3 separate regions of the Mus musculus genome follow, and regions 2 and 3 are each linked to region 1. A link is a loop called in an ENCODE intact Hi-C map of the cell type or tissue named here. Cell type or tissue: left cerebral cortex. All regions are shown on one strand.

The links. Hi-C counts contacts between places; a loop is a spot of excess contacts. Peaks named below come from ENCODE experiments on the same cell type or tissue, not always from the same donor. Only the 100,000 strongest peaks of a DNase experiment are listed, where the experiment ranks them.
Region 2: it touches region 1 in a loop (2.0-fold over the local background); 10 of 42 quality-filtered maps call a loop at or near these places.
Region 3: it touches region 1 in a loop (3-fold over the local background); 20 of 42 quality-filtered maps call a loop at or near these places.

The regions. Positions count from the first base shown.
Region 1 is chr5:102,065,680-102,073,679 of GRCm38, forward strand. It overlaps Wdfy3 (WD repeat and FYVE domain containing 3), which reads right to left and starts at 4,242. Exons shown (of 67, transcript NM_172882.3): 1 at 3,917-4,242. In left cerebral cortex, CTCF peaks have their summits at 3,775 (motif pointing left) and 4,363; DNase peaks (open chromatin) are centred at 3,476, 3,846, 4,292, 4,591 and 1 more place; H3K4me3 peaks cover 3,103 bases; H3K27ac peaks cover 1,700 bases.
Region 2 is chr5:102,011,170-102,019,169 of GRCm38, forward strand. All of the region lies in intron 2 of Wdfy3 (WD repeat and FYVE domain containing 3), which reads right to left. Among named protein-coding and RNA genes, the nearest start is that of Wdfy3, 55 kb to the right of the region's middle. In left cerebral cortex, no CTCF peak of the experiment used is centred here; DNase peaks (open chromatin) are centred at 1,952, 3,246, 4,492 and 7,502.
Region 3 is chr5:101,889,976-101,897,975 of GRCm38, forward strand. It overlaps Wdfy3 (WD repeat and FYVE domain containing 3), which reads right to left. Exons shown (of 67, transcript NM_172882.3): 35 at 6,424-6,603; 36 at 4,936-5,169; 37 at 775-874. Among named protein-coding and RNA genes, the nearest start is that of Gm42135, 54 kb to the right of the region's middle. In left cerebral cortex, a CTCF peak has its summit at 4,025 (motif pointing right); DNase peaks (open chromatin) are centred at 1,001, 4,026 and 7,027.

The DNA of each region.
Region 1 (8,000 bases):
GAGCGTCACAAAGGTGTGACCCAATGGCCAAACAGGTGAGGTCATTACACAAGCAGGTCTGACATCCCGGGTATTCAAGTATAATTATTCAAATCTGTAATCTGACTACTTATGTATAAAGTTCTAACATAGTTTACAATTTCTTCCTAATTGATAATAATGTAGTATTCTAAAAACTTTTAAGTGCATTTCACTATTAAACATTAAATGCTCAGAGAGTTGGAATGATGGAGCAGCAGTTAAAGGTACACACTGCTTTTCAAAGGACCCGAGTTCAATTCCCAGCACCCCATGTCGTGAGTCCCACAACGGCCGATCACGCCAACTCAAGGGGGTCCCATACCTCTGGCTTCTAGGGGCACCTGCATACACATGTATACATAGTTAAATTTAAGTATTTTTAAATTTTAAATGTTTATAATGAGTAAATATAATTGAACCCAACATTTTGCCTACAACAGAACTACAGCATGCCCTCGAACTTGCCGCTTAACTGAGGCTAGCCCTAAACTCCTGGTTGCCTGCCTCCATCTCCCAAGTGCTGGCATCACACCTGGCTTCAGCTTTAGAACTGTAAGAAATCAGTCCACTAAGCTTTAAAAACAAACCGTGGTGAAAGCTCTTCAGTGCAAAGTCAAACTGAAACCCAAGCTGCACAGAAACTTGCATTTTTTTTTTCAAGCCTTTGTAAAAGCTGGAACCAAAATTTCGTAGTGATCTCTTTACTAAAAGCTAGCTTCACAACATGAAAGGTAAGTAAATACTAAGCCGCCCAGGAAACACCCTGGACTGTGCCATGGCCATCACAGTGAGACCGTAGCGGGCAACTAAGACAAAAATGTGTTTTGAGGAATGTCTGTCCTAAACTTCCTGTTGTCCCAAATACTACTGAAAATAAGAACTACGAAATCAAAAGTCTTAAAAGCATATGACCACATAATAGCCACACAATAAATGGCTAAAGTATTAGCCAACAAGAACAGGTGCTGACACAGGAACGGCGGCATTGCTGGCAAGCGTGCTAAGTGGTCTGGTGGATAAAAGCACACTGATGCTCATGATAGGACCTTAAAGTCCCACCTCTGCATATTGAGTCAAGAAAACCAGACCTGTATGCTGAAGGTTAAAATAGCTCATAATACTCATAACTAACCAAAATCTGTATCAATCATGAATAGACAAAAAGTAGGACCATGCTAAAGAGTCCTAGTGCTATAGCGGTAAAAGGAAACTCAGTGCTTGCTGGAGCTGGTTGGTACCAGCTATACAGAGCCCTTGGGTGAGTTCTCAGAACTTTCTCATGTTGTTTAATGAAGCTTAATATAGGCCATGGTGACTGTTACCCTAGAACAACTGCCACAGTTGTTACCATTTACCAGCCCGTGGCTATACCACTGCTCTATGGCACAGGCATTACACTAAACGCACGAAGGCACAAAAGGCAACATTCTGCACCACGAGGCATCTGGACGGTGTTCCACAGAGGACATTAATGGTTGCCAAGGATCTGAGGACTAAGCAAAGGGCCATGAAGGGCCTTCCTAGGGAAGTATGAATGGCCTCTGCTTGTCTGTAAGACAGACCACCCAACTGCACATTCAGATAAAGCGTCACTACATGGAGATGATTCCTGAGTAAACCCAACCTGAAAAAAACCAAATCGGCCATTAATTTGTGAATGGTGCTGTGGGCGAGAAAAGTATCCGCTGTGCAGAAGGGGCTGGGACTCAGAGCAGACGCCAGACAAGCAGATTCTACACAACAGTCATGATGGAAACGCAAGGGTCTGTGCCATTGGAATCACAGAAAACAATAACACTAGAGGGTGGGTGGTTGGGGAGGGGGATGCAGCGAGAAGAGCTTTGGGGTGTGGCTGCAGAGCTGTGTGCATACCTGGGTCACCCCAGCAAGCCCGTCACTGAGCCCTCTGCACTGAAAGCCCATGACTCCAAAATGCCATGCCATTCCGGTCTTCACATCTAATTGGTATCCTAAAACATTGATCATCACTGGCTCTAAACTTAGGCAATCTGGGTCCTAGACTTTCCCTAAAGTTGCCTAATTCCCCATCTGTACAATGGGATCAGCATCTTCCCCGTGTCTGAATGAGAATACACGGATGAATACTTTACATGCATGCTATCCTGGGATCCTCTCCATCTTTCCGTGGTACTCTGATACACTCTCCATCACAAGCATTAGACAGAGACAGGTGGAAAGTACACAAACTAATTTTTTTTCCTCAGACTTGCCTGCATCTACAAGACTTAGACGTTCACGCTCTTCTCAGCCTCCCAGTACCTGGCCAACAGGTATGAGTCACCATACCCAGGTAGGATATTTACTCTTTTTAAACTACGATACCCAGTTGTTTACCATCTTTTGTGGTTCCAGATCAAATGGGGGTGGGGGAGCCCCGATGTAGGCTACATTCTGAGGATAATTTCTAGAAATTCTAAGACCCCACTGAATGCAGCACCTTGGTGATATTTAGGACACCAGAGGTAAACAGTGAAGACTTGTGGAGTTCAGCATCCTCAGAGTACAGAATCTGATCCTGGAATATTACACTACGGTTTAACTTTCTTTCATGTCTTTCCAAGTTACTTCAAAGCCTCATGTTCCTTAACTCATAGCACATTTGTAGAGAAATTTTTGTGAGAAGCATATTTTTACATGAATAGATTTCAACTAAGGAAAAGAGAAACTATTTAAAAACCTGTATTTCTAGTTGCTTGAGGCAGAACTGCTCAAAGTTTTAGTTCTCAAACCTAATGAAATACAGATTTTTTTTAAACATTAAATGCATATCAAGCTAATTCTTACACAGCAGGGTCCCATGATGACAGTTTTATTTAAAGAGGGATTTACTTTGACTAGATCTATACACTAACAGACTATAGTCTTTCTCCTAGACTCTACACTAATACCACATCCCATTTTCCTGTAAATAAGTACATTTTTCATTGTTTTGTTATTTTTACTTGCTTTACATCCTGACAGTGAAAACTGATCTAAACCTGCTTGATAGAGGCCAGCCTGGAATCTGCTGTCTCGACGCAAGGGTTTTGTTTTTCTTTTTTTGTTGGGTTTTCAGACACCATAATAACCACTTGGTACTGACCAACCCATAGCTATTAGTGAACAAAAATAGTTTTTCGTATGCATAAGCACCATTTTTCCCACAGAAAAAACACTTAGCCATTGGTGAGGTACTGAAAATCCATGCATTCGGTAAACATCTGCTTGATCTGATTCTATCCTATTATTTCTACAAAGGAAGAACTCATCATCTGTCTCTCCGATTCAAGAGTCAAAAAATCAATGGAACGCAGCACCTCCGATGCGACCATGGTCCAGAGGGCTCTGGTCGGAAAGGTCACCGCTGCCTTTTCAACCCCGCCATAACCGCGAATGTCGGTGATGCCACCACATCCCCGATGCAGGACAGAAGCATCCCAGGTCCCTTCCACAGGGAAGGGTTTGCAGCTCAGAGCGTAGAGGGATGAGCCAGGAGAGGCCCGCGGCCCTGGAGACGGCGCCCGAGGGATGGAGGCCGCGCTCCGCTGCGCCCGGGCGCGCGCGGGTGGGGGCTGGGGGGTCCGGGAATGGGCACCGGGAGGGTCCTCCCGAGGGGACCGGCATGACCCCCACCTACCCCGGGCGCCGCCGGGTTACGCCCCCGCCCTCCCGGACCTGCGGTCGCCTTGCCCCCGCCTCCCCATCCCCGAGGCCCCCGCACGCCCCTCCGCCGGCCGCCTGGGACCAGCCGCCGACGGCGCCCTCTCCAGGCCCGGAGGAGGACGCGGGTGGGGGAGCGGCTGGGCCGCGGCCTGTCCCCGCGCGGACAGCGCCTCCGCCCCGCAGGAACAAAGCGCGCCGCGGGCGAGCCGGCGAGCGGGCAGGCAGCACTCACCGCGGACGCGCGGGCCCAGGCGTGGGGCCCGGGAGTCCCCCCAGGCCGGGCCGGGGCCGAGCGCCCGCTGCAGTCCGCGAGCTGCGGGGCCGGGGCGGCAGCCGTGCTAGGCAGCCAGGGCAGCGACGCCGCCGCCGCTCCCTTCTCCCGCCTGGGTCCCTGCTCCGCCGCGTCTTCTCCCTCGCCGGGTCCCCGCCGCCGCCTCAGCCTCGGCACTGCACGGGCTGCTCCTCTCCATCAAGGCCGGGCCGGGCCGCGGGGAACATCCCGGAAAGTGAGGGCTGGTGGCCGTCTCCCGCAGCTGCTGGTGGCCATCTTTAATCCTCCTCCTCCTCCCGCTCTCCCCACCTCCCGCGCCCGCTGACGGACGGCTCGGGATCCTCCTCCCGCTCCTCCCGCTCCTCCTACCAGGCCGGCCGCAGAAACTGCAGCCGCGCGGCCGGCCCCTCCCGCCTTTCCTTCCTCTTTCCTACTTCCTTCCCTCGCCGCGGCTCCTGCTTGCCGGCACCCTGGACAGGCGCGCAGCCCAGTCCGCGCCCCGCGCCCCGCGCCCCCTGCCCTCGCCTCCGGGCTCCCGGGTCCTCTGGCGCAGCGCTCACCCCCTCCTCCGGCTTCTCGGGGGACCCTGCTGAGAAAGCACCGCTGCGCGCCCCTGAGCCCTACTCCCATTGCTGGATGCTGTCACCAGCGATGAAAACACGCGAGCCTGCGTTCATTTTACTCCAGCTGGAGTACAAAAGAACTGCCCACGCTAGCTCTTTCACTACGCGGCCTCGAACCCCCACCTCCTCCGGTGCGGATCAGGACCCAGGAGTTTCCAGTCTCCAGGGTTGTCCTGGGTCAGTGACCTTGAGACCTTCTGCTGAGATTTTAGGTTTGCCCTTTCTGGAAAGGTCATTCTTTGTACCTCCATAGACCTGACCAACACAATGTTTGCACTAAATGAGTATGGATTGGTAAACTTGAAACAGCCAAGCGGACATCAGCTTGTCTCTGTTCCTAGTCCGCCCAGCGTACCGTTTGGGTCATACTTCTGTTCTGACGGTGGGGACAAAACTGAGTCAGCATGAATGCTTGAACTCCTTGAGTTGAACAGCTCAGAGTGGGGAAGTAGTGGTACAGAAACTGGAAACACGAGCTTGTTTTCCCAACACTGCAATCTACAGCAGTTTTAGGATTTCCTCTAAAAAAGAAAAAAAAAAAAAAAAAGCCGAAGTAATTTGGACTTGCTGTTTCCTTTTTTTAAGCCAGTTTGTGTTTGGAATTGGATCCAGTTGTACCGATTTACTCCACTGTTTGCTACAAGATTCAGCAGCTGTTCCGTGTGGGGGCCCCTGTTCCTGCTGTTCCCAGGCACCCGCTGGCAGGACAAAGCACCTTTCCCCAGGTGTGGAGAGCCATGCCTGTAAGGCCTGTGCTGGGTGGGGCTGCTGTTGGATGAGGTTGGGGGGTCCCTCAGGAGGATAGAAGAATTGTCCAGAGTTGGAGGCCAGGGAGACAGTCAGGGAAGGGAAGAGACCAGGGGCAGGCTACAGAATAAAAATGTAAATGTTACTCAATTCTGAAAGAGTAGGTCAGAACAACCCCTTTTAAAAAAACCTACTTTTATAACCAGATCATCTAAGGGGGAACAGAAATCCGATGCTTTGCCTCTAAGGCTCACAAAGTAACCTGTAAAGATACTGGCCATTCAACTGTTTTAACTCAGTCTGTGCCATCTATAGAATTCCTTTAAAGCCAAATAGGCTGTGCTATAGCGCTCTATAATACAGTTTTAAATAAATCATTACTGCCAGGTCGCTGGGTGGGGGAGGGGTGTGCCTGCTTCCTTTTCCTTCTTACTGCTCCTTCCTCCTTGGCCCTTTGATGTGTATTCTTTAGGTACCGTTCCTCCAATCTGCCCTTACACAAATGTACCACAAAATTCTCTTCAGCCTGGGAGTGTGGCAGGAAGAAGAGCTACTGGATGCATGGCTACATTAGGGTAAGAAAATCAGTTGAGTCAACACTAAGACCAGGGTGCCTTTCAGAAGGAAGATCTTCAACTAAATATGAATGAGGTTTCGAATTTTTTTTGTAATTATAATTGGGAGAAGAAAATTTATGAAATGTATGTCATCAGCACATTGATTATAAATGTCTTTCTGTTGGAAAAAAAACCATTGCAATAAAGTTCAAGGGTATATCAGTATGCAAATGTGGCAATTTTCCTGCTGGTGTCTTATAGAGAATATTTCACAAAGGTTTTCTCCTAGTGCACACATATACACCCAGCTGCCTTCCCTTGTTTTGCTGAAGCTATACAAATATAAGGATTATAAGGATGGTCTGGAAAAGACCCTTCCCAGTTGCTCTCTCTCAGCTCTGCCTCAGATCTGTCACCGCCACAGCTCTTACCTTCCTGGGTCTTTGTTGCCGGCCAAATGTAGTTTCTGTCATCTTGAGTTTAGGTATTCAAAACAAAACAAAACAAAACAAAACAAAACCCTGGTCAGCTCAGGTTCTCCAGCAACATGACTACTGTGTCCTGTGTATTCACTCAGATGAACTCACACTCCTCATAAAACAAAGACTGTGTTAAAGTGGAATAAGCCCTTTGTGCAGAGGCCAGATGGAAGGAGTTCTAGGCATGTGCAGCGAACTCCTCTGGGGATAGAGGAAGCTGAAGGGCTATTTCTAAACAGTTCTGCACCAGGAGTCTGATTCCTAACTTCCATTCAGAAATGAGGTGACTGTAGACAATAGCAGTTGAGGAGCTGTGCCTCACGACAAGTAAAAGCCATGGATTTGTGGTGACAGAAGACTCGTGAGCACAACAAGTGACTGGCGGGAGAGATGCTGAGGAGGGAGGACATGTTTTAAAAGAGAATTTCCAAAATTGTTAAGAGAAGCAATAAGCTCAGAATTCTCTGTTTAAGCATTTGCTTCTTTTATGTTTTATTTATAAAATGAAAGGTTAATGGCAAATGGGATTATCATTCATATATATACATATAAATGTATAAATTGACATATGCGTGTGTGTGTGTATAATACAATATGTATATAAACTAAATTCTAGATTTTTAAGATATTACCAGAACATGGAGTGTTACAGATGCTAGAAGACAAAAATCTACATAGACATTAACCATATTGACACATTCAAATTTCACTTCTATGCTAAAATATGTTGCTATCATATTTAAAATGTGTTTCCACTCTCCCAGGTTATTAGCTACAATAATAGAATTACCATATTGTTTCCCCTTGTTTAGAAGACCCAGATGGAAGGGAAACTGGGCAAGCAAATGAGTCTCTCTGGGGATCATGTGATCGAAATGTTTGTGGAAAAAAACATACCCCAGACCAGAAGACAGAGTTAAGTAAATGTTCAGTGTTGTTCTCATAATCTCTGCTCTTTGTAAAAGACAATTATCTCTGTTCCCTGTTTGCCTCTGACGGACTGTCTAGAATATCAAGCGAGGAATGACAAGCCATATTTATCTGTAATGATCAAAACTGAGTATCACTCTTTCCTCCTCAATTTAGAGGACTCCTTATAATTAACTGATGAGCTGTCCCCAAGACAGTGCCATTTAGAGTTGTTACTGACTCTAATTGGGGAGAAATGCATTTGGAACGTTCCAATTAGAAGCATTTTTTTTTTCTGCTGTTCTTGTACATACATTCAAAGGGAGCGCCTGAGCGTCCATGCCTTTTGTTTGGGCGGGAGGGGGGCTTGTAGCTTGATGGATTGTTTCTGTTTATACTTAAGTAAATATTACAAATGAAGCTCCTGTGAGCTCTAGAGTAACAAGAGGACCACAGGAGGAAACAGCAGACACATTTTTCTCTTCATTATCATAATGATCATTATTATAGTGGAAATGGGATATTTTGAAGATGCTGTTGAAAGCACTCCTAATTCCGTATATAGTGGAGGCCTCCTGATATTTTGTCTTTGGTTGTGTTTTTGAGATAATTACTAAGTAGGCCAGGATGGGCTGGGACTTGCTCTGCAGAACTCAAGGCCACTTGTATGTTTTGATTTCCCACTCCTCCCTATTTCTTTATGGAGTTATGAAGAACTTAGAACTTCAAA
Region 2 (8,000 bases), 55 kb before region 1:
AGGGCCTTATCATCAGGTGAGCTACTGTTCTGAGCAGACATTCCAACTGTGGCTTCCACACTGGAAACAGCTGGCCAGACAGCTGAAACAAACATCTGGGCTGTGTTCACAGTTCAGCAGGAAAGTAGCTGTGACTAACAATGAGGGTTCCTCAGATGGAGGGAGGAGGAAGAGGAGGAAGAGGGGAAGGGGGGTGGAGAAGGGAGGGAGAGGGAGAAGAGGAAGGAACAACTGTTCTTTATAGACTCCTGTAAGAGCTTTATCCATCTATCCATTAGTGAGATCTGCTTCTTCACCTCCTGCAGACATCAGTTTTCAGTAGTTTTAAGAACCAAATTTTGGAGGCGATATATACAAAAATAGCACATAGTGATAAACAAAAAAAGCCTTCTAAATTCTGGACAAAGAATTTGAGAAATTCCTTTTTTGTTATTTGTTTTTGTTTTGTCTGCTTTTGGTTTTCTGAGACAGGATTTCTCTGTGTAGTCCTGGCTGTCCTAGAACTTGCTCTATATACCAGGCTGGCCTTGAACTAGACCCACCTGCCTCTGCTTCCCCAGGGTTGGGATTAAAGATGTGTACCACCACCTGGCAAATTTGAGCAATTTCCCAGCCAGATTGTTAGCATAGAAAGTGTAGTCTGAGTCTAGACTTGGAGTTCATTCCTGATGTCACCTTTGGCTCACTACAGGTCATTAAATCTGTAAATTGTACTAATTTTTCTATGATTTTTCTGTACACGTTGATAGGTTGGTATTTGGTTTCTGACCCAGGTCAAGGGTCAAGGGACTGACATACCAAAGCAGACCTGGCCTCCAGGTTCTCCCAACATCCTTCAGTCCCTACATGCTTGCCCTGACTGTCTTGAACTTTCCAGCCCAGGGGCTAGGCTGCCTTTGCCTCCAGAGGCTCTTCCATATATAATCTGGACATTAGACATTTTGTGCTCTTGCGCGCCCTCGTGCTCCTTCTTCCTCCTCCTCCTCCTCCTCCTCCTCCTCTTCCTCTTCTTCTTCTTTTTCTTCTTCTTCTTCTTTTTCTCCTCCTCTTCCTTCTTCCTTCCCCTTCCCCTTCTTTTTTTTTTTAAAGATTTATGTATTATTATATGTAAGTAGTTGACTTCAGACACCCCAGAAGAGGGCATCAGATCTCATTTACCCGTGGTTGTGAGCCACCATGTGGTTGCTGGGATTTGAACTTAGGACCTTCAGAAGAGCAGTCAGCGCTCTTACTCGCTGAGCCATCTCACCAGTTCCCCCCCCCCTTTTTATTTATGTGCATTGGTGCTTTGCCTGCATGTATGTCTTTGTGAGGATGTCAGATCCCCTGGAACTGAAGTTACAGACAGTTTGTGAACTGCCATGTAGGTGCTAGGAGTTGAACCTGGATCCTTTGCAAGAACAGCCAGTGTTCTTAACTGGCTGAGCCATCTTTCCAGCCTTCCCCTTCATTCTCATATATATATATATTATTTTTTTTGGGTGCGGGGGGGGGGGGGGGAGGGGATATCGAGACAGGGTTTCTCTGTATAGCCCTGGCTGTCCTGGAACTCACTTTGTAGACCAGGCTGGCCTCGAACTCAGAAATCTGCCTGCCTCTGCTTCCCGAGTGCTGGGATTAAAGGCGTGCACCACCACGCCCCGCTTCTATTCCTTATCTTATCTCTCTACACAAGCCTACCTTTTCTCTCTCTCTCTCCCTCCCCTCCCCCCCACTACTCCTCTCTTACCCCATGGTGATTCCCTGGCCTCCTTCCTTGGGCCAGTGAACTCACCTGCCCAAGAGCAGCTCCTTTAATATATATATTCCTGCCTTTAATATAATCCAATCTGGTTTACATGAGCTCATTTCACCGGTGGAGAAATAACCTACCCATTGGCATCTGAATGTGCTACACTTTCCCTGTTGAGCATGACACACAACACAAGGGAATGCTGTGATTCATGTTGTCTTAAGAGTACTTTCCTTCTGCTCTCAAGTCTAGCTGTAAACACAGAGATGTGGTTTACATAAGGGAATACGGTCATTTTCACACATGCAAGTTTTCCCGATCTTCACTCAAAGCTTTGTCCCATATCCAAGCTCTTAGTAAAGAGTTAGAGCTGGGCGTGGTGACGCATGCCTTTAATCCCAGCACTCGGGAGGCAGAGGCAGGTGGATTTCTGAGTTCGAGGCCAGCCTGGTCTACAAAGTGAGTTCCAGGACAGCCAGGGCTACACAGAGAAACCCTGTCTCAAAATAACAAAACAAAACAAACAAACAAAAGAAACCATCAACCAATCAACCCATACAGCTATCTTTAAAGAGGAACACTTCCCCATCCCTCTTCAATGGAAGTCCTAATCAATAAACATGGAGGCCACCGACACCATGTGCCTTCTGAGAACTGGTCGTGAGTGAATCCTTATCCCAACCCTGCCTTCTATTTCTCACTCTCAGGTTTGTTACCGAGATTAGATACATAAAGCTTTTTACTTGCTATCAGGTCATGTTCGAGAAGCAGCTTCTAAGAACCCCTTTTAAGCTTCAGTCTCTCTGAAGGAAAGTTCTCTCAGAATTAGAAAACAAACAAAAAAGTCTAACTATGCCATCGAACAAAAGGTACGAACAACCGAAAAATCAACTCATATCACAAAGAGTGCAGACTTAGAAGGAAATTCTTGTTGTTAGTAGGCTGACTTCACTCCCATGGGCATTCCATGAGACAGAGCGAATGGAGCATCAGTCTCGTTATGGATTATCTATTAGTGAAGTGTCAGCAAGCACTCGGCATCCTGGCTGCCCTGAGGTAGGCAGCTTTGCCCCATGCCCTCTGGCCACGATGCTCTCCTCCCCACAGGCGACAGCAAGGAACAAGGGAGCAGGCTGATCAGGGATTAATCCCTGTGAGCTGCGGTCCCAAGGGGAACAGAATAAGTTCATCACCTGGTATGTGGGTAACACCATGGATGATGTGGTCCTGGTGGGAACTGATGGCCAACAGGCTGAACTATCACTTGAGAGAGAAGTGAACATTTCCACGCATTATGGATGCACGGCGGTTGGCCAAAACTCTACTGTAGTACCTTCGGTAATGAGTGAATCGATTTACAGAAATAAACGCTAGCCCATGGATGCCGCCCTGCCATTCTCAGGCAAGCCAACTGTTACCTAGGAATTTGGTATTCCCTCTTTTTAGGTCATTTAGAGCCAGACTGTGGGGGGTTGGTCTGTATTCAAATGCTAAGTACTGGCCCGACAGAAAGATCTGGGTGCAGTCCAGACGCACATTCTCTCACACACACCAAACTTTGCTTACCCGGATTCTCTGACAGTTTAAAGTGGCTAGCAGCCAATTAGTAGGGAGAATAGAGGTGGGCAGGGCTTCGGTTACAGGGCTGGGAGCTGCTAGGGATAAGGAGAAAGTGAAGAACCAGGAAGAGAGAGAGACAGAGACAGACAGACAGACAAACTAGGAAGACTAGGGAGAAATCGAGGGAAGTAGAGGGGGAGGGAGGGAGAAAGAAAGAGAGATGGGGGCGGGGCGGGGGGGGGGGGGCTGGAGAACCAGGACATGACCTGATGGAATGAATGCAGCACAGCTAGGATGACCATTGTCAAGTAACATAGGGAGCAGAGCTAGGAAAGAGGCAGTCTAGTGTAGAAAAAAAAATAGTTCAGGGGCAATCGCCCAGTAATTGTGCTAAAGCTGATTAAATAAATCAATAGTACTCTGTCATCGGGTTATATTAAGAACTAGTAGAATTACTAAATATCCAAGAACGCCACCAGATTCCTAAGGAGGCTAGAAGACAATTGTATTAAGAGTTTGAAACAGAACTTCAGCAGGTCCCAAAGAGAAGAGGGCAAAGTGGAAGAAAGAGATGCACCCTTTGGTTGAGTCCCGGATGCAGGAGGTTCAGCAAGGGAACCACATGGGTAGCAAAGGACTGGGAGGAACAGTGGGAGGGGGATGGGAGAGGCAGGCATGGGGCTCAGACTGAGAAAGCTCAGAGCATCACAGAAAGCATGCAGAAGCCAGTGTCTGGAAGACCGGATGTTATACTAGAACTCAGCAGGCACGGTGCAAGCCACGGCAGGGAGGAGGGGCTTCTAGAAACAATACATATGTATGTTATTTCATTAAGGGAATAATTATTCCTCCCATCTTCTTAGCAAGTCTTCAGGTGAGGGGGTGGACTCCTGGCCAGGTGTTAGAATCACAGTACTTACAGAATCAATCTCTCTCTCTCTCTCTCTCTCTCTCTCTCTCTTATTGTGATGACTTACAGTCCAAGTAACTGAACAATGGGCAGCTGTGAATAGAAAGTCCGAGAATCTAGTAGTTGCTGAGTCCCACAAGCCTAGGTGTCTCAGCTGGTCTTCTGTATAAGCCGGATCCTGAAGAAGTAGGTTCCAACAGAGGTGCTGGCAGTAAGTGCAAGCAGCCAAAGAAGAAGCAGGAAGCCTTCCCTCCTCCACTGTCCTTACGTAGGCCTCCAGCAGCTGGCGTGGCCCAGATTAAAGGTGTGTACTGCCATGCCTCCAGTTAAACAGTTCTTTACTTGGAACTTGCTTTGTCCCAGGCTGGCCTGAACTCAGAGATCTGCCCGCCTAGGTCTCCTGGGATTAAAAGTGTGTACTACTTTGCCTGGGCCTAAGCTTTTCATGCCCACTATGCCTCAAGATCTTGATCAAAAGCCTGTCTCACCCCCAAGTCAAGATATAGGTCAGAAGCCTGTGTCTTCCAGCCTCAAGATCTGGATCATGGTGTGCCCTCCATTTCCGGATTGTAGTTCATTCCGGATGTTGTCAAGCTGACAACCAGAAATAGTCACCACATCCCATTTGGTGGCAGGTTTTGTTAACACAACCCAAATGGACTAAGGCCTTTTATAGGAAACCTGGGCCACTTTTGTGCCACACTTACCAAGGACAAGGAAAAAACAAGAGGAAAAGAATGGCACCATCTTTAAAACTATACCCTTCCTTTACCTAAATGCAAACTCAGACCTACTGTATTAGATTACACACAGTCTGAGGGCCACCATATCTCAGCAAATCAAAGACCTCACCAACTGTTAAGACTTTGTTATTTATGCAACACAAAAGGCAATGTCCATTCAAAAATGACACTGCAACGTTATCTGCTGTATGATGAACAGGTGTGGTGATATGAACACATACACACATACACACACACACACACACACACACACACACACACACCTGCCCTCCCAGTGCTCAGGAAGTAGACAGAGGCAGGAGGGAGGAAAAGCCAGTTTCTAAATAAGATAAAATGCACTCTATTTTCAAAATTCTAAAATTAGGATCAAAAGATGTATGTGCCAGAACAACCGATGTGCCATGTCACTGGGAAATGAGGTGACCAGGGTTATGATGTAGCCACAGAGCAGGATTCCCTACTTCATTCTAGAGTGGTGGGAGAGAGGGTGGGGTTTTACTGTAACACATCATTAAAAGCCATTAGAGCTGAGATGGAAAATGAAGGGTGAAGGGCTGTGGACAAATTGCTAGAGACTAGAAAAGATAGTCCTGAGGGCTCTTTCTACAATGCAGGGCAGCTTGAATCAACTGCTTCCATTTGAAACAACTGCTTCTATTTGACTCAACTGCTTCTATTTAAGATGGAAGAAAGAACTGAGGGTCAGAGAAAAGAAGAAGCAAAGACAATTCAAAGTGCATTAAGCGCCTCGTGTGCACACAGCATCCAACTTCCCATCTGATGTGGGTCAACGTAAAATGAAATGGAGACTAACATTAATTATTAAAAGACTGAGACAGTGGTGTAAAAATAAACTGATGATACTGTTTTAATTAGCTCTACTCCAAAATGCAGACTCCAAAAATATTTCAAAATAAGCCTTTAAGACCTTGCTGTTTAAGGAACAAACCTGAGAGCTGCTGCATCCAACTTTTTACAGATTGAGAAAAGCATGAGGAAAGTAAATATGAACATTTCAGGAAGAGTTTCACACACTTTATACATGAACCCTATCTTCATATATTCGTGTGATATGTACCTGCTACCTGAAACCACAAGTGAGGACCAGGTATGGTAGTGAACAGCTTTAATTCCAGCACACAGCCGGCAGGCAGACGCAGACAGATCTTTATAGGTTTGAGGCCAGTTTTGGCTACATACAGGCCAGCAAAGGCTCCAGAGTCAGACCTTGTCTTAGAAAACAAGCCAACAAGTAAATACAAACCATGTAAGGGAAAGAACACCAAGCATCAGTCCGACTCAAGGAGGTCAGACACATCTACAAAATGAGCGCAAAGAATGGGAAGATAGGGACTGGTGAGATGGCTCAGCGGTTAAGAGTGCTGACTGCTCTTTCAAAGGTCCTGAGTTCAAATCCGAGCAACCATCTGTAATGAAATCTGATGCCTTCTTCTAGAGTGTCTGAAGACAGCTACAGTATACTTACATATAATAATTAATAATAATAATAATAATAATGGAATGGGAAAATAAAAGAGTATTTACAGACACTTTATCCTCATAAATAACTCTGCTCCAGCTGTCATTAGGACACAAAGCAAGGCTCAGAGGTAACATCCTGAAGCCAAACAAGGCAGTGTTTTTGCTACTTAACACTCAACAGACAGCCAATGGGAAGACTTAAATATCCCTCTCAAGCACTACACAGTCAACAAATTAAAAAAGAAAATACATGTCCTCTTGTGACTTGGTTTTAATTGATTAATTGGCACTGGCTAGCATCACCTGGGAAGTCTCAGTGAGGGTCTAGATTCAGTTGACCCATGAGCAGTGTTGGGGATGGATTGTATTAATTGAGTTGGGAAGAGTCACCCACTAGGGGGGCAACACTCTCTAGGAAGGAGATTTGGATGTACATAGGTAGAGAAGATGAGCCAAGCACTAACAGGCATACGTTAAAATTCATCACTCTCTGGCTTTGACTGTGGATATGAAATGATCATGTGCCACAGGTCCTTTCAGCTTGACCTCCCTGGAGGGATGCAGCAGGGATCAAGCTCTTGCTTTTGTGGAGTTATCATATCAGAGCAATAGGAAAATAAACTTCCGTATGCAAGCGCTGGTGTTCATGTGTGTGCAGCAGCAGAGCACGCTTTGTTAACCAGAGCAACCCTGCCTGCAAAGAAAGAAATGATGGGCAGAAGAGTTGAAAACAGGAAAGAGGCCACCACAGTCCAAAGAAGGGATCACATGGCAGTTACATATGAAGTGATCAGTTAAAAAAAAAAAAAAAAAAAAGGATGAAGCTGAGCTGTGCGGGTTGTCGGTAGAGCTGATGAGACTCACATGGCATGAAGGACAGGGGAAGGTCAACACCTAGGGTTGTGGGTTGAGTGGGTTGAGCGGATGGATGGATGGATGGATGGATGGATGGATGGATGAGACTGAGGTTGGGAGACAGAAAGCATGAGTTTCTATTGAACATGTTGGTTATGTGCAGCTTGCCTGTCATCTGGTAGAGAAGTCACTCTGTCCTGGAATCGGGGGCTCGGGAGGAGGTAGGTAACAGACGTTTAAAGGTGTGGAGTGAGTCAGACTGGATGTGGGAGTTGCAGCTCTGAGTATGCGTGTATGAGCCATGTTCTCACTTCCTTTGTAACAATTGTCCTTATCAATATTGGTAAATACCTATGTGTTACTCTAACTTCCTACCAGATCGTAAACTCCAAGTAGACAAAACACACCTACCTGTCTTGTGATCAATACTCAGTGCCTGGCATACAGTAAGAACTCAAAATTTCCTTAATATGCAAGAAATTATGGCTTTAAAGGGTTTAATTTTTACTTATTTTAAATTCTCCTAGGCTATGAAGTTCAAAAGACTATTCTTTTTCCTTTTAAATAACATAAATGTGTTTCACACAAGTGTTTCATCTTAGAGACAGTGGATTTTTGTACCATAGTCTTTTTGCAGGCAACACAGAACTCAACAGGCAATTTTCACATTTCTAGATTCTGAGTGAAAAAAACTGAAATTATAACTATTTAGGTAGTA
Region 3 (8,000 bases), 180 kb before region 1:
GCTGATGTCTAGTTTTGAAAACACAGTTGCATACTGACTGACTGAAGATTACTTCTGGCAAATTACTTTGCAAGAAAATATTAATTTACCAGCACAGAGGTTCTACGATTCAAGTGATCACTCAAGAGTAATAGACAAAGTAAATTGCTACGACTTTTATACTTTTGCTTTTTGAGAAGGGTCTCATGAGGTAGCCTAGGCTTTCCTTGAACCTGCAATCCTCCTGATGTAGCTTCTGTCATTACGCATGAATGACAGGTAGCCACATTATACCTGGCTTCGAGCCGATACATTTTCTTCTTTTGAATTTCATGTTGTCTGGTACATAAGGGATGTCTCTCTTGTAAATGTCTCAAGTGTTACTTTCATGTGGCAATTCAAGTGCTTTAAGAGAATACAGTCAGTGCATTTTGACCTTCAGAAACACATCCTGAAGACAAGCGTGCACATCCTGCAAACTTCGCCACCATACAGACACACACTATCTACATGTTTGTAACTCCGGAATAAGAATGTTTGCAGCAGTGGTGCTGTCTCTACCTGGAACATTTCACATGTCTATCAGCAACAATATGGATAAGCATATGTGCACAAAAACACAGCATTCTATAGTGACACTAGCAAACAGCTGTGCGCAAAAACATGAATGTATCATCTCAAGCATTAAAAAAAGTTATACAATGGGCCGGACTAGAGACAGAAGGAAGGAGAACGCGGAGCTTGGAGAGGGGAAAGTGAGAATACAAGCCCTTTAAAAACTAAAGCCAGCATTACCCAATAACACATCAGCCGCCAGCAAGTGATCCATCACGCTGTCCAGAACGTGGGTCTGGAACTCTTTCTGCTGAGTTCTTGTAGATCTCTCAGGGGAAGCCTGTATATTAAAACAATACACACACATCAGAATCAGAAAGATACTAACTACATAAAACATGGGCCCCACCATCCTTACACTGTAAACTATGTCAGAAGGATGAAACCAGCCCAAGCTGGTCCACGGAGGAGACTGGCACAGGAGGGCCATCTGTGCGTACAAGCCACAGAATCTTAAACAGTATAGAGAAAAAGCCCCATCTCCGAAATGATTCTTTCCAAACCCTGAACCCAAAAGGGTTAGTCTGGTACTACAATGTATTCAAAGGCCAAATACTGTATCCCAAGGCCTGCTTGCTCCAAGATGAACGAATCCTTGCATATACCAGCTTCTGTTGTGTAAACCTTGCCCCAAATTAACCCTGATTTATTCATAAAGATCCCTACAGCCTGTAGCTGGGAGGAGAGGTAGGCAGGGCCGGAGGTCCCATTGGGGTCTCAGGCAGGGACCATGGGAGGAGAGAGGAAGAAGGAAGAAGCCACCATGGGGTAGGTGGACCCTGAGCACATGGCCATGAGGGCTGGCCTGCTGGAGTAGGAGTGGCCCAAGCTGAAAATGCCAAGTTATACCTTGGGGTTATTAACAGAGAAGTGGACAAAATAGCAAAGAGCATTGATATCTACCCAGCTCTAGTGCTTTAAGACTTATTGTAAATATAAATGCTTTTGTGTCTTTTATTTGGGAACTCTATCATCTAACTGAAGTAACCCCCCCAAAAATAATATTTACTACAACAATAATATGTGGAAAATATTTGGTAACTCACCATTATATCTCATTTCAGCAGTTTATAAGGAAAAGTATATGAAATAAGCCATAAAGTCATTAAAGTAAATGTAAGAAGTCAAGAAATACAGTAGCCAAGAGTCGTCAATGGGGAAGAGATATTCAAAGAAAAAGTTACTTAGGCCCACAGTTCAGTGTGGAGCTTCATTTCGTTAAGAGGGAGGAAGCTATGGGTTGTATGTGCCCATCTGTGGAGGGGAGCACTGTGGCTGGCTGGAGCCAGTGAGGATGCTCCTCCAGCTGTCTATGGGCAGTGCCATTTGTGCACAGTGAACAGCTGTGCGGCTGGCATTCTGATGGAGCTCTGTGGAGTGCTTATTTTGAGCAGAAGTTTAGGACATAGTTGAACTACCGACTGAGAGCTGTTTCTGTTGGCCATTAGGCAGAACAACCCAAGCACCTAACTTTCAAGTACATAGCCTGGCAAATGGCAAGAAGAATCCCTTTGCTATCCTCTTGAAATGCCAGACCTCTGACACACAGTGAACAGTTCCAACTGTCACAGCATTCTTGTGTATGTAGGTGGCGGCATGCTGCTGGTGCTTCACAGACAAACAGGGAACCACAGCCCTCTGAGTGTTTCTGACCATCCGACCTGCTCCTCATGGCTTGGCTCAGCCTATTTCCTATACAACCCAGGACCACCTGTCCAGGGTTGGCACAGCCCACAATGCCACCTGGTAGTGGCATGTCCTCAATTGAGAGTATCTCTTCCAAAATGACTCTAGTTGTGTCAAGTTGACAACCAACAGTCACACCCTGTCTCTAAATGGGATGTATCTATTTCAAAGTGGCAATTGGCAGTTAATAACATAAATGTAAATACCGAGGCCCTGCAGCTGGCACATAAGAACACTCTAATGGATCATTTTATAGGTCACAGTGGTGCCCACATTCTCAAAATTCTTAAGTTTTTTTCAAAGCTGTGCTGCTGTGACTCCCAGGAGGACCATCTGAATTAGGCAACTCAGGCCAGTAACAAATATGAATTTCATTGTCACTCTGAAGCGTCAGAGGACTAAATGCATCCACAACTCCTTCTGAACTAGAGACACTTTGAGTAGCAGTAAGTCCTGATGTAAGAAATCCTCGGGGATGGATCTGCCCTGTTTGCTACAGAGGCATGTTCCTCTGAAACCCCATTCCCTCTTTGTAAAGGAGCCGTCAGGTTGTTTATTAGAAATGTCCTAAGACATTTCTACCTCTCCCTGTTCTGTTAACAACAGAGCTCTGGGTAGGTCCACTGTCTAATGCTCGTGTCCCCAACCACCTCAAGTTGGCTGGGACACTCAGGAGGACTGCAGTCTCCAGAACTGTCACATACTTGGAGTGGGCAGTGCTACTCCTGGGTCAACCGAAGGCGCAAGCCTTTGGGTAACAGGGTCACTTGCCCAACCCCAGGCCATTTTAATCAATCTATCCCGCTCTTGTCACATAAGGTTCTCAGCCTTTAGCTGCAGAGGTAGAGCAGACAGGCCACGGTCACACAGCCCTATATGCTGGTATTCTAAGACTGTCTGTTCAAGTAAGATTATGAACAACAAGATGCCCTTCCCTTTTCTCAGAACAGAGCCAGGAGTCTTGATAGAGTCCCCCGCCATATTTTGTCATCTAAAAAATTAATGACATCACGCAGAACAAAGGTAAATGTTCATGACCAACCTCGCCTGACCTGCTGGCTTTGACTCCTCTGCTCCGCTCTCATGTGCTCCCCCCCCCCCCCCCGTCTCAATCTGACCTGTAGCAAGTCCATCTACTCTGGCAGAGGCCTTGAGAACAATCACTAATAATAATCTTAATAATCTTTAATCATTAATACTCTTAAGCCAGGCCTCTTGGCTTTCCTATATGTCAAGTGCCGGGACTACCAACTATTACCTGTGCTATCTTGTTGAATGTTCATTTTAGTGATCAGAGACAGGCTCGGTTGTTAGGTCACTGTATAGATGAATAGACAGTAGCGTAGGTACAGAGCTTGACAAGGTCACAGAGCTGGAGCCTACACACAAGGCTCTTCAGGATTACTGGGTGACATGCTGTCTTGTTTGCCCATCACAGAGCTCTGCCATGGAGCGCTATCACCAGGCTCCATCAGTGAGCTCTGTCACCGACGGCTACCACAAGGCCCCACCAGCAAGCTCAAGCTCCAGCCCTAGCCCCGTGACCTCCTCAAGGTTCCCAAAAGAACAAGTTCTATCAGACAAGTTTTTAACCACGTGGCTTACTGCTGACACATTATTCTTTCTGCCCATTTGAAACACTTGTAGCCTGGTTAAGATGCTCCTGAATTCTGTAGCGACTTCTTTTAATTGAGATGTTTTTCACAGGAGTGGTTTTGAGGCTGCGTAACTGCATCTACCACTAGAGGGAGCAGAGGAACTGCTTGTTTGTGGAGCTGAGGGCTTGTCCATTCCTCCCGCTGAAGACAGCAGCCCCCCACCCCCACCCCCACTAACCTCACATAATGCACAGCAAGGCTCTTTGGCACCTTGTGCACGCACTGGCCAGAAGAACCAGCCAGGGATGAGTCATTTAGACTCTCTCTCTTGATCTATTTTCTTTAGTGATGCCAATAGGTGAATATTTTCTCATCTTGATCATTCGATACCACTGTTTAGAATCAAAGCCACACCCTTGTACAGTCTCCCACAGGGCGGCACACCCAGCTCGAGATGAGCATCTGAAAGCAGTTTTCAGGGATGGTTCACCTCTACAGCCAGCCATGATGGCACTCGAGCTGCACAATCTCTCTTCTCCTGTGCAGCTGATTCCTGTCACCCGTCACAGGAAGGGACGAACAGGAGCCTGCTGCCTGTGGGAAAAGTTTGTAAGCTGCACCGGACAGGGATAGAAGTACTGGGTGGGAGTGGCGGTGGGTGATTGCGACTGCTTTGAATCAGGATATGGGGAAGAGGGAGGGCTGGCATAGCCCTGTCTCTTCCCTAGTTCCTTCATAGTAGCACTGCACAGGGGAAGAACTGTGTCACAAACCTGCAGTATCATTTGGCCCTTAACAGAAAAGTTTGCCATAGGTGGGTGGGGGGGGGGGGTGATAAAGGACTAAGGCAGAAGGATGTTTAGAGAATGAAAAAAGCAGAACGAATAGAGAATAACACGTGTGTAACGTTAAAAGCCGTGCACCCTCCCATGTTCTGCCCATGTCATCCAGAAGAACTGGAGGCCTAAAAGTATTCTGCACAGAATGCAATCGGCGATGAATGCTCTCACTATAAAAACGATGCAGGAAGGCGCTACACACGTTTCTTTGTCGTTACCTCCAACAACAGATCAATCAGTGGCGTCTGCTTGCTGGCTGGGGTGAGACAGAGGTTGTCGATGATCAAGACTCGCATGAAGTCAAAGACGAACTTCTTAGCTGGGTGATTGGTCAGATAGGTCTTGGTGCCCACGTTGCAGTACTCGGACTGGCTCCTATTCATCCCGGTGTCCGCAGCGAAGGCTTTAAACTCTTCTGCTGGAGACCCAACCTCGTCATCCAGATCTGTCACCTAGCGAAGGAAATCAGGCGGGATCGAATCAGAGTTTATGTAGCACCTTCACGGCACATGTGCTAAAACAAACAAACAATGAAAAACCAAAGCTAAACAAAACAAAGCAAATCAAAACTGTGACAGCAGCAGGGGTGCCATCGGAAGCGCACTACCTGCCCGGAGCCTCTTCTTCCTATTCAGCTTATCACATCATGGCTGTATACTGCTTCCAAGGCAGCCATCTGGCACTATGCCATGTCACTCTCTGACTGACCGTGAGTAATATAACCTTTATAGGGGTTATAAACACTTCACATAAATGAATTGGTAACATGAGGGTGATCGTCTGCATATGGGAAAAGCCAATGTCACAGGTAACGGAGGGATATAGTATAATGGTGACCCCCAAGGGTTGAGGTTTCTCTTTTTTTTTTTTTTCAGTAAACAAGACACAAATGCTGATAAGGAACTTTATATACAAGCACTCACAGGCTCCAGTGCACAAATGAGCACACACTCATACGCACCCACATGCAAGCATGCACACACGCACATGCACACTTTTTAAACCAAGCCTAAAACGATAATCCAGCCAGGTGTTGAGGTCAGGAATCACCCATGTGTATCTCTTTACAAGTCTGGAACGAGCTTTCTACACTTACAGAAACAGAAAAATTAGTGTGAAGAAGGACCATTACTTCAGCCCCTGTAACATGATAGGAACAAGAATCAGCTGTGTCTTTGGGCCTGTGTAAGAGGATGGAATTATCTGTGTTGTGTCTGACCACAAGCCTAAGGTTTTCCATTAACGTTTGTAACAAAATAACAGGCTGAGCGAGGTAAGAAAAGCTGAGCAGAAATAATCACATTCGTTTTATCATTTACAAAGAAAGTCAACTCTGTGAGTCACTTGTTAAAAATGAAGTCCAGCAAACATCTACTTTTCAAAACAGAGAAGAAAGCAGCTCCATTTGGCAACAGTCCTGTTCTCCCTAAGGACACAGCCACCATCCTATGGGCAAGGTCTGCAATGGCAGCTGCCTGGCTGGGGATGTCATCAGGGAGCCTGGGGGAGCACGGAGAAGGGCGGAGGAGAGCAGGCCAGAGCTCAGGCTCTGAGGGAAGGCAGAAGGAGCAGACAGTGACAGAGAGGTGGGACAGAGAGTAACAAACAGAAAGCTGGTCAGCAGCTTAGGAAAACACAGGTCTGCTCTCCACCAGAGCAGACTGGCTCCAGCCTGACCGTCATCTCCATCCCCTCCCTTGCCTTACCATCTCTGAGTACGGGCGGATGTTGAAGGGGAAGACGGTGGCTGCTAAGGCACACAGGAAGTCGGGGCTCAGCCACATGGAGGCGAGGTCTGGGACGTTGTGGTACAGGTACCTAAAGAACTGCATCAGGGTCACTGGATACTCTCGGAGCCACGAGCCCTCCTCTTCCGACTGCCATGGCTAATACCAAGAGAGAGAGCGATCGTGTTAGCCATGTGACACTTCTAAGAGCACCCAAGCTGGGCTTGTGGACCGTGGGGAGGAAGACCAGGAGTTAAGGTCATCCTCGGCTACCTGGTTTAAGGTTAGCTTGGGCTATGTGAGACCTTGTCTCGATTCAGAGAGGAGAAGGGGGGAGTGTGCAGGGACGGGGACTTATTATGGTATTTTTCAACCCTGCAGATATCATTGATCCAAAACTTTATAAATCACACATGAGCAAAGATGTGTGTGCCCACACGTAAACCAATCTAAAAGCCAGAAAACCAGCCACATCCTTAGAAACGTGGCCAGCGTCCCCACAGCGCAGCTAAGAACAGTTGCTGCTCTCAGCGTGAGTATGGCCCGAATCCCAGAGGCTCACTGTTCCTGTGCATCCTGTCAGAAAACGGGGAGTCAGATAAAGATGGAGAGTCGTCATCTCCCTGTGAGCCTTGCGCTACAGCACAGTGCAATACCAGAACTGACACTCCACAGCACTATAGGTGAGCAGGAAAGAAAAGATGCACATACAAGCATTTGAAAAATACGTATTCCTGATACCTGCCCCGAGAGTGGCATCTTCCTTAATACAGACATTTGGCTATGAACCCAGCATGAGAGTGAGACCCCCAGGTAACCCCAAGGGGACGCACTTAATGTTTTTAGATGATAGAACAACAGTGTGAATTAAAATTGCAGCCCTCGGATATATCGAATTCAAGGAAGCTAGGTCAGCCTCCCTTCTGACACACACTTCTAAGCTGTGCGTGAGCTACGTCATCTTTCACTGGACACACGGGGGGCGGGGGCGGGGGCTGTCACTTCTAATTCTTTATCTCTAAGTTCAAAATAAGACAAAGTGTGAAAAAGAAAAGATTTGCCTGTTGATGTTTTAACATCTAAATGAGAGTAGTTTAAGAATCTCAACATGGCGGGGCAGTGGCGGCGCACGCCTTTAATCTCAGCACTTGGGGACAGAAGCAGGTGGGTTTCTGAGTTCAAGGCCAGCTTGGTCAACAGAGTGAGTTCCAGGACAGCCAGGGCTACACAGAGAAACCCTGTCTCAAAACACCAAAAAACAAACAAACAAACAAACAAAACAAAAAATAAAAACCCAAACAAACAAACAAACAAACAAAAAACCCAAACCAAACCAACAAAAAAAAAATCTCAACATGTAACCATATAATATACACATGATACCATGATTTTATATGTGTATCTATTAATATATCTAATGTTAGTGATATTAGTACTTATGATACTCTTAAAAGTATTTTGGATGTATATTTTTTCATTAACTTCTCACACACTACGAGGTAAACACTGTTATCACCAGACATCTAAACTTGGGAAACAGAAGTACAAAGAAGCTA